Linked DNA regions of Mus musculus: region 2 is linked to region 1. Evidence: chromatin contacts called from ENCODE POLR2A ChIA-PET data. All regions are on one chromosome and are shown on one strand. Each heading gives the region's core, a stretch centred on a gene start or an enhancer-like site at or near the end of the contact. The rest is flanking DNA. Distances are from core to core; before and after follow the strand shown. Region 1 holds the start of Cct6b (chaperonin containing Tcp1, subunit 6b (zeta)). Region 2 overlaps Rffl (ring finger and FYVE like domain containing protein).

Evidence for each region. ChIA-PET counts read pairs that join two places held with the same protein, here RNA polymerase II (POLR2A).
Region 2: POLR2A ChIA-PET joins it to region 1 with 15 read pairs in Patski. The contact joins the enhancer-like site here to the promoter of Cct6b in region 1. POLR2A ChIA-PET finds 5 or more read pairs at or near these places in 3 of 5 experiments (Patski and embryonic stem cell).

What each region holds. Positions count from the first base shown.
Region 1 is chr11:82,760,431-82,767,304 of GRCm38, reverse strand. It overlaps Cct6b (chaperonin containing Tcp1, subunit 6b (zeta)), which reads left to right and starts at 2,984. Exons shown (of 14, transcript NM_009839.3): 1 at 2,984-3,214; 2 at 5,054-5,117; 3 at 6,821-6,874. The coding sequence starts at 3,078. Zfp830 (zinc finger protein 830) reads right to left here and starts at 2,960. Exons shown (of 1, transcript NM_025884.4): 1 at 1-2,960. The coding sequence starts at 2,933. The coding sequence ends at 1,842.
Region 2 is chr11:82,843,226-82,850,099 of GRCm38, reverse strand. The region is part of intron 1 of Rffl (ring finger and FYVE like domain containing protein); the gene reads left to right. Among named protein-coding and RNA genes, the nearest start is that of Rffl, 25 kb to the left of the region's middle. Within about 2 kb of position 4,210, at least 3 of the 3 ENCODE cell types and tissues checked have a DNase peak (open chromatin) inside an H3K27ac peak, as active enhancers do.

The DNA of each region.
Region 1 (6,874 bases), core at 1,735-4,234:
AAATCCTGGGCTGGAGATATGCTTCAGTGGTTAAAGAGCACTGATTGCTCTTCCAGAGGATCCGGGTTCAATTCCAGCATCCATATGGCAGCTCACAATGGCGTGTAAGTTCCAGAGGATCTGACACCCTTCCACAGACATACATGTAAGTAAAACACCAATGCATATTTAAATAAATCATTAAAAAAAAAAAAAGTCCTTTGACATTCCTATTCCTGTCCCTTCTACATTTTTTTCTTCTACTTCTAGTTACTAAATGTTAGCTCTTCCTGAGAAATTGTTATTCCCACCCTCTTAGTCCATAACTAATCAGTCGCTTAACTTTTGAAGTGTTGTGTACATAATTTCCCAGTTCCTTGTCCTAGACTTCTTCCATACCACACACTACAACTAGAATAACACCGAATTGTCACAGACTTCTTCAGTTTAAAAAAACCCAAATCCTCCATTTATTTCCACATTGCCTGTAAAAACAGTTCTTTAGAATTAAAGGATTTTTTTTTTTTTTTATTTTAGACAAGGTCTCACTACATAGTCCAGGCTGCATCTCCCTCAGCCTTCCAAAAGCTGCAATGTCAGGGGTGAGGCACCACATCCAGTTTTCAAGGCTTTCAGGCCTTTTCTTCTTGGTGGTTTTCCTTATAAAACCTGAGCTAGAATGGGTTAATATATGTAAAGTGCTTAGAATCCTGACTGGCCTAGGCTTAGAACAGTATGTCTTAGCTATTATAGTAAATTGGAAGATGCTGTATATAAAACACTCATCCTCCAAAGCAAGGAAAACTTTAAAATATCAATAACTAGAATAAGGTAACTGGCATTGCCTTACTAGCAACTTACCTATCTTCCTGCCATTGAAAGAACCTGTAAACACAAGCCTGATTTACCACAAAAATAAAATTTCCAACTCAATGGGGTAATATTTCCTTCATTTGAAAACTGGCTTGGTGGTGGGAGAATACTTGCCTAGCATTCCCATAGCTCTGATCTGTTTAGCAGCACTCGGGGGCAGGGAGTACAGTAAACTACAGAGCATGTTCAAGGAAAACAAAGCCTGAAAAATATATAGATAGGTTTTACACTTAAGGCAGCTGAATCTCCAACCTGGGCAAATACTAGAATAACCTGGGAATAGTCAAGAATATTGTCATCTGGATCCCATTTAATTTATGGAATCTTTTATGGTCAAAACCTCTTTAAGATGGGGCTCAGGCACTAAAGCTTCATAGGCGATTTGACATTCCATGAACAATCAAAAGTTTCACAGGTGATACTGATGTACAACTTAGCAATCATTGATCTTGTCAAAAGAAACACTGTGCTGGAGTCTGGACATCTGTATGCTTTTGAAAAAAGAATACCCATCCACTGCTTTATGAAGAATATGTGTTTATGAGTGGCCTTCTAAAAACAACCTTCCCAAAGCGCCAACCCTTGGAGTTTAAGGCTTGAAAATATATATACATCGAGGTCATATAAACATGTGTCTTTTTTATCTGACTAATATAAGGATCAAAACAGAGTGACTTATATAAATATATACTTAGCTATGTGCAATATTTACAACTTAGATTTTACAACTGAAAAACCACATTGAACCTGTAAAGATGAAAAAGTTGGCAATTTGTGGTTATAATTTCAAAAATGTCAAAAACGGTTTTACCTCAAACATTTTATAATAAATAGCACCGCACACAGTACCATCCCCAAAGTATTACTCCTCACTGGCTTACTTTATCCCAACAATTAGGGGTATCCAAGGTCAGAGGAACCCAAGAACTTGGACACAGCACTTTTTAAGGGACAGCGGGGACTGATGGAAAGCTTGGGTCTTCAAAACCTTACAGCAAAGCCCCCTTTACCCTCCAGTCCTGAGACAGCAAATCCTGTAATTCTCCTTCGTCGTCACTGTCCACATTCTCCTCTTCCTTTTTCTGAAGTTCTTTTATGGTCAAAACCTCTTTAAGTTTGTTTTTTATTTCATCCTGGCGATTCCGCAGCTTTTCCACTCGGCGGTAACATTCTATCTGCTCATCAATCTCTCCAATCTGCCGGTCCAACCGTCCCTCCTCATCCTCTTCAGCAACGATCGCTTCAGAGATAGTGTTGACTTGCCTCATAGCCTTTTGAAACTCGTCCCACTCTTTGTCCATCTGATCCTTTGGGGCATCCACCTTCCGGACCTTTGCATCTACCTCAGGGTCGTCGAAGAACCCTTCTGGTAATGCTTCGGCGGTGTTCTCTCTTCTTTCCACCACTTTTTCATGTATTTCTGCTTTCTCAATGGACCCTGAATGAGGAACTAAGGGGGCCTTGGGAGGATTTGTATTAAACGGATCGTTTGGCAGCACATTGCTTGTTGTCTCCCTCGGAGAGGCAAGCGAGTGTTCTTTGCCCTGTGCATCCGGAAGATGCTTGCTGCTGTCCCTTCTTTCTTCTCCACCTCCCTCTTCTTCCTCCTCTTCCTCATCGTCATAATCAGGCAGTAAACCGAGTCCAGGTTTACTGGGGGCCGCCCTAGCGGCATCCAAGTTGGCGGACGAGGCTGAGGTGGAGGGCTGTACCTGAGGTCCCGCGGAGGCCTTGGCTTTCTTGGCGTCTTGGCTCTCCACATCCGTCGCTCTCCTCTTGGTGGCCTGAGGTACAGTGCCGGTCGACGGGCCCTGGGTTGCTCCTTTGGCGCCTTTCAGCTCCGCTACTCTCTCCCGGTGCTGCTTTCCCAGAACATGGGTCTGCCACAGGAGCTCGCTCTTGACCGGGGTGTTACACAGTGCGCAGCTCAGCTGCCCCAGACGGTTGTACTTGGCGAATGGAGATTCGATCCTCTTCCGGTTGGTGCTCAGGCGCTGCTTCTCCCTCATCAAGCGCCTCAGTTCTTCCTGATTCACCACTCGCTTCCCAGCCGGAGTCCGAGTAGAGGTGGAGGACGCCATGTTTGCGCCCAGGACTCAGGCGAGTCTAGCTTCCGAGGCGTGATAGCGTCACTTCCTGTTATGGCGCCGATTGGCCCACACTCAGGAGTGTGGGCGTGGCGCCAGGGTTCGGAGTCGGCAAGTTTGGGGCTGGACTGTTGAACCATGGCTGCGATCAAAATCGCTAACCCTGGCGCTGAAGTGACCCGGAGCCAAGCGGCCTTGGCTGTGAACATCTGCGCCGCCCGTGGGCTGCAGGATGTGCTGCGTCCCACCTTGGGTCCTAAGGGCGCGCTAAAAATGTGAGATGCCGCTAGAGTGTGCGGGGTGTCGCGGCTCACTCTGATTCTGATGCTGATCAGTGAAAACCTGTGAGCAATGCTGCGACATTTAGACACCCGGTTTCCTCTCTCTCACTCCTGCTCTTAGGATTCTCTAGCCGAGGAAGAGAGCGCCTCCCCGAAGAAAAGACTCCGTCAATAGAAACTGTTAGCCTTGTGCGCGCGCTCAGCAGACGTTGGGCTGCAGCTCCGCCGCAGGCAGTATTGTTTTGACGTGGTGGAGTGGTACTGGCTTTGGAGCTAGGCAGGCATAGGTTCAAATTCAAGTTCCATTATCTTCCAGCAGTTGGGACTCTCCGCACCTACAGTTCTTCATGTTTAGTCATCCATTTGGACATATGTTTATTTAGCACCATTGTTTTACGAAGAAAGAAGAGTAGGGGAGATCAAAAGGTCTCTTGGGAAAGAGACACCCTGAGAGGAATGAGCAAAGTAGCGTTTATAGTAAACGAGTCCACTTAACACTAGATGCTGGAAAAACAGATGGGATAGTTTCTGTCCTTTCCTTTAAAAACCTGATTTATATTTACGTGTGCACATCTGTCTGAGTTTATGTGCATCAGGTGTGAGCAGATGCCCCCAGAGGTCAGAGGGTGACAGATCCCTAGAACTCGAGTTATAGGCAGTTGTAAGCCATTTGATATGGGTGCTGGAGACCAAGCTCAGATCCTCTTCAAAAACAATAAGTGCTTTTTAACTGCTGAGCCATCTCTCTAGCCTTTGAGATGGTATCCTTAAAGTGACATGGCAGTGACAGGTATGTCAATTATATAGAGATGCAAATGATTTTACAGAGGAAAGGGCCCAATTACCGATGATTGAAGGAAAATCCTCTCAGATATCAGGGGATGTTTGATCAGAGTTGTAGAAGAATGAGTGACAGGAATCAAGACCTCCTAGTGGTGTAAATCCACCAGAAATAAACATTATAATGCATTAAGGGAACAGAAAGACCTACTGTGGGAATAATGGTGGATGGAACAGGAGAGTTTGGAAAAGGCCAAGTATGTTACTGATAAATTACCTGGATTTTTATCTTGAAGATGGTAGAGAATGTAACATCTTTGAAGGATTGGTGATCAGGAAACTGAATCCCATTGCCTTTTAGAAAGATGTAGCATGGAGGGTTGATTCAAATTAGGAGACAAGATGCTGTCTAAGCAGTCTAGGAAGGATAACAATTAAATTGGAGAGAGATGTCCAAAGGCATTTTAATTGTAGAATTGACTAAGCTTGGTGATTTAATAAATGCAAGGCACTAGACAACTAAATTCAGTGGCTGAATCATGACATTCACCAAGATAAAAACCTACAGAAATTTGTAGATTTGTACTCTGTTTCATACTTTTAAAAAAATATTTATTTTTATCATGTATACAATGTTCTACTTGCATGTATGCCTGCATGCCAGAAGAGGGCACCAGATCTCATTATAGATGGTTGTGAGCCACCATGTGGTTGCTAGCAATTGAACTCAGGTCCTATGGAAGAGCAGCCAGTGCTCTTAACCTCTGAGCCATCTCTCCAGCCCTGTTTTATACTTTTCATTAGCCAACATGTATAACTCATCAGCTCGTGTTTAAACCATAAATGCTCTGTTTGGAATGAAATTACTGTAAGGTCATCCGGGAGAACTAATCCCATGAGACGCAAGTGGCAGTCACTACCACATGTCACCACGTGGCTCAGTGTAGCGTTTCCAAGCCCAGTCAACTGTTTTTAGGACCATAAATGGCAAGAACTCGGGAGGGTTTGTTGATTCTTGGCTTGTGTAGTTAAGCACCATTGTCCTTTTTACAGGCTTGTTTCTGGGGCAGGTGACATCAAACTCACCAAAGACGGCAATGTACTGCTTCATGAGATGGTGAGCCAATGCTCTTTGTCATTTTCTTTTCTCAGACAGGAGCTGCCTATGTAGCCCTGGCTGGCCGCAAATTCACAATTTCCTCTCCCCTTCTTGCCTGCCTCAGCTTCCTGAGTGTTGGATTCAGGTATTAGATGCAGTGCCGAGCTGCTGCTGGCTATGATAAATTGTATAAGCTTTAATTAAGAACATGGCACATGGGCTGGGAATGCAGCTCAGGGATAGAGCACTTCCCCAGCATGTGCAGGACTCTAGGTTCAACATTGGGGTGGGGAAGGTACACTCTGAAAGTTCGTTTGTTTGTTTGTTTATTGCAGGCCGGAGAGATGACTTAGTGATTAAGAGCTGTTTTCCCAGAGAACTTGGGATCAATTTCCAGAACCCATATGGGAGGCCACAACTCTGTACTCCAGTTCCTCACATAAGCATACATTCAGGCAAAACACCGATGCACATAAATTAAAGAAAAAAAATTTTTAGCTGGGCTTGATGGTATATGCCTTTAAACCCAGCACTCCAGAGGCAGAGACAGGCAGATCTCTGAGTTTAGGACTATCCTGTTCTACAGATCAACTTCCAGAACAGCCAGGGCTACACAGAGAAACCTTGTCTTGAAAAATATATATATATATATTTTTTTTTTGCAATGCTAGAGATTGAGTGATGCACCCTCATATACTGGGCAAGTGCTCTTTACCACTAAGCTACACCTTCAACCTTACCCCCCTCCCCCATCTATCTATTTATCTATCTATCTATCTATCTATCCATGTATATATATATATATTTATTTCATGTATGTGGGTATACTGTTGCTGTCTTCAGACACACCAGAAGAGGGCTTCAGATCTCATGGTTGTGAGCCACCATGTGATTGCTGGGAAATAAACTCAGGACCTCTGGAAGAGCAGTCAGTGCTCTTAGCCGCTGAGCCATCTCTCCAGCCCACAATTTATATTTTTAAGGATTTTATTGATTTTTAAATTTCATATGTATGAGGGTCTATCTTTATGAATGTATGCTACATGTATGCTGGTACCTGCAGAGGCCAGAAAAGGGTTTCAGGTTCCCTGGAGCTGGACTTTGAGCCACTTCTGGGTGCTGGGAACCAAACTCCACTTCCTGGAAGAACAGAACATACTCTTAATGGCTAAGCTGTCTCTCTAACCCAACTTTTTTTTTTTTTAATTAAAGGCCTTCCCCAAGACCACCTGACCACAATTTGTATTTTTAAGGCTGCCAGCTAAATACTGCAGTCTTGAGATATGGCTGTTGGATTAAACCTCAACAGAATGATTTTTGCAGTTTTCAAATGTTTATAGATTCTGATAGCTTAGGGAGACTTACAAATTAATAACATCTTTTCCAGAGCACTTCATTATAGTCTCTGTAATCATGCAAAAAGAAAAAGTCCTCTACGGTGTTCATAAATATATTCCTCTTAGAGATTGAAGGGCTTAATCTCTTCTTGGAAATGTCATTGCATTTTGAAGCAAAGACTTTCATACAATGTTCAAACCTCATTAATTCTCAACTTTAAAACTTTGGATTTGACATTTACTAAATGTTGATAATGCAGACCTTGTAAGTGCGCAGCATGACGTTTGCTTGTTAATTTTACTATTGTCCCTTGGGCTGCCTTGGATTCAGTGGCTTTCCGCATCATAGTTTCTGTCTTTAAATTTGCTGTTTACCTTTTCCAGCAAATTCAACACCCAACGGCTTCCATCATTGCAAAAGTGGCAGCAGCCCAAGAC
Region 2 (6,874 bases), core at 2,961-5,460, 82 kb before region 1:
TACTGCATCCCAGGTGTGAGAGCGGCTCGGTATAACCAGACTGCGGGTGACAGCAGTTAGGAAAATTGTCTTCTGGAGACTTGAGAAAAATAACAGCCCAACCGAGAAAATAAGGAGCAGTCCAGTTATATTCCACTCGGTTCTCATGCGTAGGAGGGCTGATGTCAAGGACCCATGTGACTGCCATTCAACTCAATGATCTTTGAAAAAAAAAAACATTTCATTTTACTCTCTGCGTGCTCAGGCAAACAGCAGTAACCTCCAGGCACTGTCGCAAGCTGGTCTATGTCTGAACTACCTGCGATGCAATTCCAGGGCGTGTCTCCACTTCTGTTCCTTCAGAGCTGCTGAGGGGCTGGGATGGAAACTATCACTATCCCTGGGCTCTCGTCAGGGTTCTTAAGCAGCGCCGCAGTTTATTCTTGAGTATCCACAGCTTCCTTCATTTGTCCTGCTTAGTTTCTATGATTTGTTAGATGATGTGGTACCCATATTATTTTTTTTTAATATTTATTTATTTATTTATTATATGTAAGTACACTGTAGCTGTCTTCAGACACTCCAGAAGAGGGCATCAGATCTCATTACAGATGGTTGTGAGCCACCACGTGGTTGCTGGGATTTGAACTCAGGACCTTTGGAAGAGCAGTCGGTGCTCTTAACAGCTGAGTCATTTCACCAGCGCCCCCCCCCCCCATATTATTTTTTAGAATAGCAGGTACTCTTGTTTATTTGAAAGGGGGGTGGCTGCAGAGGTGACTGAGCACCTCTGGTGGGTGGGGAGCACTGTTCCTTTTGTAGAAGACCTGAGTTTGAGTCCCAGCGTCCATATCATCCATAGCATTATCTCCAAGGAGACCTGATGCCTACTTCTGGCCTCCATGGGCACTGCATTTATATACACATAAATCTCCTCCTACACATTTAAAAATAAAATAAACCTTAAAAAAAAAGGTATGCTTAGTCATTAAGAGCCCTCCACACCAATGATTAGAATTTGTCAGTGTCTTGGACGCCACTGGTTCTTGGAAATTTGGGTTTCACTGTTTCACTTTCAGAGAAAAGATGTGAATGTAAGATTAATTTTATTGTCGCTGGGCAGCAGTGGCTCACACCTTTAAATCCCAGCACTTGGGAGGCAGAGGCAGGCGGATTTCTGAGTTCAAGGCCAGCCTGGTCTACAGAGTGAGTTCCAGAACAGCCAGGGCTACACAGAGAAACCCTGTCTCAAAAACCCAAAAACCAAAACAAACAAAAATATTATTGTCAAGAAGAACTGTGCTGAGTGGCGGGCATACCTACAGTCTCTTCATTCAGGAGCGGAGAGAGGAAGATCATTCATTGAAGCCGGTCTGTGCTATATACAAAAGAAGTCTCCAAGAGATCCCGTTGAGTGCTCACCTACCTCCCAGGGTTTGAGGAGGTGGCTGGCCAGATTAGCTGGCCCATGAGCTTCTAGCTGATTATCCTCCCATTCCTGCTTTTGAGTGCTGAGAATACAGAGGTGTACACTGTATCCCTGCCTCTGGGACAGAGCTTAGCTTATCCAGTACCTACGGACCCATCTCCATGACCCCTGGGGTTTGTTTGAACTGTGTGTGTGGGAGAGGGGTTTCATGCTGGCCTAAAACTTAACTGTATACCCAGGCTAACCTCGTAATCATGTCCCGTCTCAGCCTCCTGAATGCTGGGATTACAGACATGCAACACCACACCCAGCTCATTTATTTTTTTTTATATGTACATATATACTGCAACGACCCATTTAAAAAAAAACCTATTAATAATTTTGGGAGGTGGGTTGTTTAAGTTTTAAAATTGGAAGAACTTAAATGACATAGCCAGTACTATTTTATTTCCACAGTCTCACAATTTTTACATAATCTCATAAAACCTCGTGTGCCCAAAGCCATTAGTTCAAATTTAGCATCTTTTATGAGCTCTTTCTTTTCCAGTGTAAAAGGAGGTCCAAGGGTGGAGTGAGGCCGTATTTTGGAGAAGTGGATTAAAGCTATCAGAATCTCAGGAGAAGGCTGGCCCTCCGTAGCTGAATGGAATCTTAGCAGATTGAGGAGTTCCGTGCTTTCAGTTGTTGTTGGCATGGTTCATGTCAGCTCCTAGCATGCATCCCACTGCCTAGATTTTTTACCAGAGTAGGAGGAGTGAATATAATAGTTTTGTAACCACACTGCTAAAAGAGGCTGGGCGTATGTGACCCTGGAGAGTTGTTTTATGTTAGTCTGTGTAGGGCTTATCCTCAGTTACAGAAGGATTCTCTGGAGTGTGGCTGGTGAGATAATAGGGGGACGCTGCTCTAACGATGCTATGCGTTATCCTTTGAGAAGGACTAATTAACACACTGTGGGGAAACTTGCCTTTACATACCTCCAGCTTCTAAATGGGCAACACTGACCAGGAGGGAAACCAGCCAGTGTTTGTAATACTTCCAGTGGCTGCCCTTCTGGAATGTCGCAGTTCTTTAGAACTGTGTGAATGGAACCAAACAGAACGTGTTTGTTGGCAGGGAGTAAAGTAGCAAGTTTTAAAGTCAGATTCTGTCTGCATGTATTTCTTGTTTGTTGGTTTGGGTATTTTGAGACAGGGTCTCACTATGTAGCCCTGGCTGTCCTGGAACTCACTGTGTGGACCAGGCTAGCCTTGAATTCACAGAAAGCCACCCTCCTCTGCCTCCAGAGTGCTGGGATTAAAGTCGTGTACCACACATGGCAGGTTTGCCTATGCATTTTAACCTAGCATTTATTGACTGGCAGCTCCATCCAGAGTTCACGACATCTGAAACGTACCTTGAAAGATGGAGGAGGCCAGGTGTAGGGGTTGTGAATGTCATTGCCAAGAGTTTCATGCATTTCTTCACCAGAGAACAAAAGGATCTGATAGGAACTTCAGTTTCTTGTCAAAGAATCCGGAAGCTAGGGTCATGGCTCAGTGGGTGAGAGCTCTGGCTCTTTTTCCAGAGGACTCAGTTCCTAGCACCTACAGTACATGGCAGCTTGCAGCAATCCATTAATTAACTCCAGTCCCAGAGGGTCTGATAGCCTCTTCTGGCCTTCTCAGGCATCATGTGCAAGTATGGTGCACAGACAGGAATTCAGGCAGATACCCATCACAGAAAATTAAAGCACCCAGATTGTGAGGCCTTGATCTTTGTGTGTGTGTGTGTGTGTGTGTGTGTGTAATACCAATGCCAATTCTAGCCTGTCAGGGTTAATTCAATAATAATGAATAGCTCTTAATGAGCCAGTTATTCTCAAATTGATTTATAAATAAACAGGCTAATAAGAAAGAATTGGGGCTGGAGAGATGGCTCAGTGGTTAAGAGCGCCGACTGCTTTTCCAAAGGTCCCGGGTTCAAATCCCAGCAACCACATGGTGGTTCACAACCATCCTTAATGAAATCTGATGCCCTCTTCTGGAGTGTCTGAAGACAGCTACAGTGTACTTACATATAATAATAATAATAAAATCTACAACCTGTATTTCTAAAAAAAAAAAAAAGAAAGAAAGAAAGAATTGATACACATTTAAGGACTTTGCTTTTTAAGGACGAATACTAAGGCCAACCTCCTATGTTCCTTAGGTATTCCAAAAATATGACAGTAGATGTTGTTACTTTAGCAGGGAGTTTGGCAACTAGGGAGGTAGAAAAGGACCCTGCTAGTTTTGTTTTAATGAGAGAAGTCTAGTTGTCTAAGGAAATAGAGAGGTCAGAGGAGGCTGGGTGGGAAAAGAGAAGCCAGCTGGTTAGGGCTGATAAAAAGTCAGCGGTCGGATTCCACCCGCCGCCAGGGACTAGGCTAGTTCTCCCAGCCCCCTGACCCCAATGTTACCCTTTACAAAGCAAAGCAACTTGTGTATCACCCTCCAGGGAAAATCTTCAGAGCTGTGAGCCTGCTACCTGCAGCAGCTGGCTGTGGGGAGCCTCAGGCTGTTCTGAGATGAAATTTCAGAAACTGGCCACCAGAGCTTCCCAGGTAGGGGCTCTAGCAGTGGGGGAAATGAGCTTCACCTGGCTCTCCCCCACCCCCAGGTGAATCTACCTTTGTCTCTTTGTTAGGCTGCAGTCGGTTGCTGCTGGCTCGGCTGGGCTGTTTGGGAAATGGGAGTTTTGCTGGCGTGAGTCAGCACTGCCCTGGGTGAAGCCTGAGCTCTGTTGCAACGTTGCTTACCAAAGCTCCGTCCCCAGGCGGCACCATTCACTGTCCCTGAGAGCAGCTGCTGCTGGCCCCTGAGATGATCTCATCCGAACATGGCTCCAGCGACCTCAGCCGCAGCTTCTTCGGGCAGCCCACTGTCTGCTGTGGCAGTGTTTTGAGACAGGCAAAAGCAGGTAACCCCAGATGGTTTTTCTTGGTTTCCTTAAGCAAGACTAGGCTGGGGGTAAGCACTGGAGAATTGTGCCTTCAGATGTGAATCAGGGCTTCTCAGTCCGGGAGTCTAAAGCCAGCTCTTCCATCTTCGAAGCCCTTAAGGGGGACACGTGTCCTTTCTAAGGGGATCTGGGTGTGTTAGACCTGAGCAGACCAATGACGTTTAAAAGCTATGTAGCTTCAGTCATATCTTAGTTCCCCTTTTCTGTTCTTTTTGTGTCTTACGAGAAACAGTTCGCTCAAGCTAAGTTAGAGTGAAAGGAAAGGCAGGCAGGTACATTTGCTCCCCTTCCTAGTACCTGGCTGCTGAGCTGTGGGCAACGCTGTCTACCATGGCTTCATGCCCACCATCCTTCCTCTGACCCGATGTGAAGAACAGCCTCCTCTCATTCCTGGTTCTGTTCGGGTCCCCGCATGCACGTCTCTTTCCTGTCCTTGCCTCTAGACTCTGTCTAAGTGACCTGGCAGGGTCATCTCTGGACACTCTGCCTCCTCCCCTGCGCTTCTCCCTGGCTCCAGGCTCTGTACACGTGTCTCAGAAACACCTGGGCAGCTCATTTAGCCCAGAAGTCACTTCTTGAAAGCAGCTGCTTACTTTCCAAGCCTGGGTGAGGCTCCTCCAGAGAGTATGCTATGGCTGCAGCCATAGAATGGGAATGTGGGAATCTTGTGTATTTTGTCACACACCACACTGTGATGGTGGTACATGGTTTCCTGCTCACGCTTCCCTGAACTTCAGCAGGGAGCCTTCACTTACCACCCCACCCCCACGCCCTCTGCCCTGCCTTCTATCCCGCCTGGCTGGCATACTACTGAGTGGTTCCCCAGCAGGCTTCATTTTCCCTTTCTCAATAGCCTATCATTTTTTCACTATCATAAATGTCAAGGTGCTGAAGGCTTTGACGTCTCCCATTCCCTCCAGGACCCTCAAATATGTTCATAAATTCAGCTACCCTCATTATATCTTTCTAGACTAGCAGTATTTCTCAGATTTGAGCCTTACTGGCAATTGGACAAACCTTGACAAACTGCTTGAGAGACATAGCCAAGCCCCCTCCCCACCCCAGTCCCGCTATCAAAAACCGCATAAGGTCACCGCGTACACAACTATACTGAACTCAGATGAGACAGGCAAAAGCAGGTAACCCCAGATGGTTTTGTTTCCTCAAGCCAGACTAAACTGGCTGTAGAAACTGGAGAACCCTTGGGCCCTCAGATGTGGATCAAGGGGTCTCAGTTTGGGAGTCCAAAGCCAGCTCTTCCATTCTTTGAAGTGATCCTTAAGCGGATGTTAGACCTGAGCAGGCTAGCCATTGTATACAAGGAATGTGGCATATCTATTGTCTTATATGCCATGTATATTGCTGTATGCTTGAACGTTGTTAATTATACCTGCCATCCTTTCATTTGTTTTTATATTCACATCCTCTAAATGTGGAAGACCTGTGGTTGCAAAGACCGGCTAGCTATATTGGAATACTGGTCAGAGGGCTTTCCTTCATCCTCAGTCACGGCTTTCAATGACAGATAAAACAAAATTCCCGTAGCCAGCCAGCGTGGCGCACGCCTTTAATCCTAACATTTGGGAGCCAGGAACAGGTGGATCTATGAGTTCAAGGCCAGCCTGGTCTACAGAGTGAGTTCAAGGGCAGTCAGAGCTACATATTGAGACCCTGTCTGGTGGTGGTGAGGGACAAGCATTTTTCCCCTTTATTTTTATGTGTATGGGTGTTTTGCTTGCATGTATGTATGTACACTATACACATACATGCCTGGTGCCTGCCAAGCCCTGAAGAGGGCATCAGATCCCCTCGGACTGCAGTTATAGTGAGTCACTATGTGGGTGCTGGGAATTGAACCAGGGTCCTCTAGAAGTACTTTTAACTGCTAAGCTGTCTCTCCAACCTCAGGAAACAGTTTTTACTGTTTTCTTTAAGCATTTTGTTTTCTTTAAGCACCCTACTGGCTTAGAGTTTTGTTTTGTGAATACTTACAGGCAGGGCCTGCCTTCTTCAAACATAGAGAATACTCTTTCCTAAGATGTCACATACCAAAGACAGACTGGTGCGAGTCCTGCTCAGAACTCTCATGGTTAGCTTCGGCAGACCCCCATCTTCTCCACTTGTTGCCCAAGACTTCTTAAACCATTGCTGCTTACCAGGATTTGTAAAGCACTTCAGACTTGACTCTGTCTTGTGGTTCCTCAGAACCAGCCTGCCTCCATCTCCCTTAGCTACCGTCACTGGTCATTGTCCATTCCCTGGCCATGACATAACCCTTTAGGGCAGTGGTTCTCAATCTGTGGGTTGTTACCCCTTTGGGGATGTCCAGAAAACCCTTTGGAAAACACAGATATTTACATTACATTCACAACAGTAGCAGAATTACAGTTAGGAGGTAGCCATGAAAATAACTTTATGGCTGGGGGGTCCTGAGAAACTGTATTAAAGGGAGGGAGGCAGCATTAGGAAGTTGAGGAGCACTGC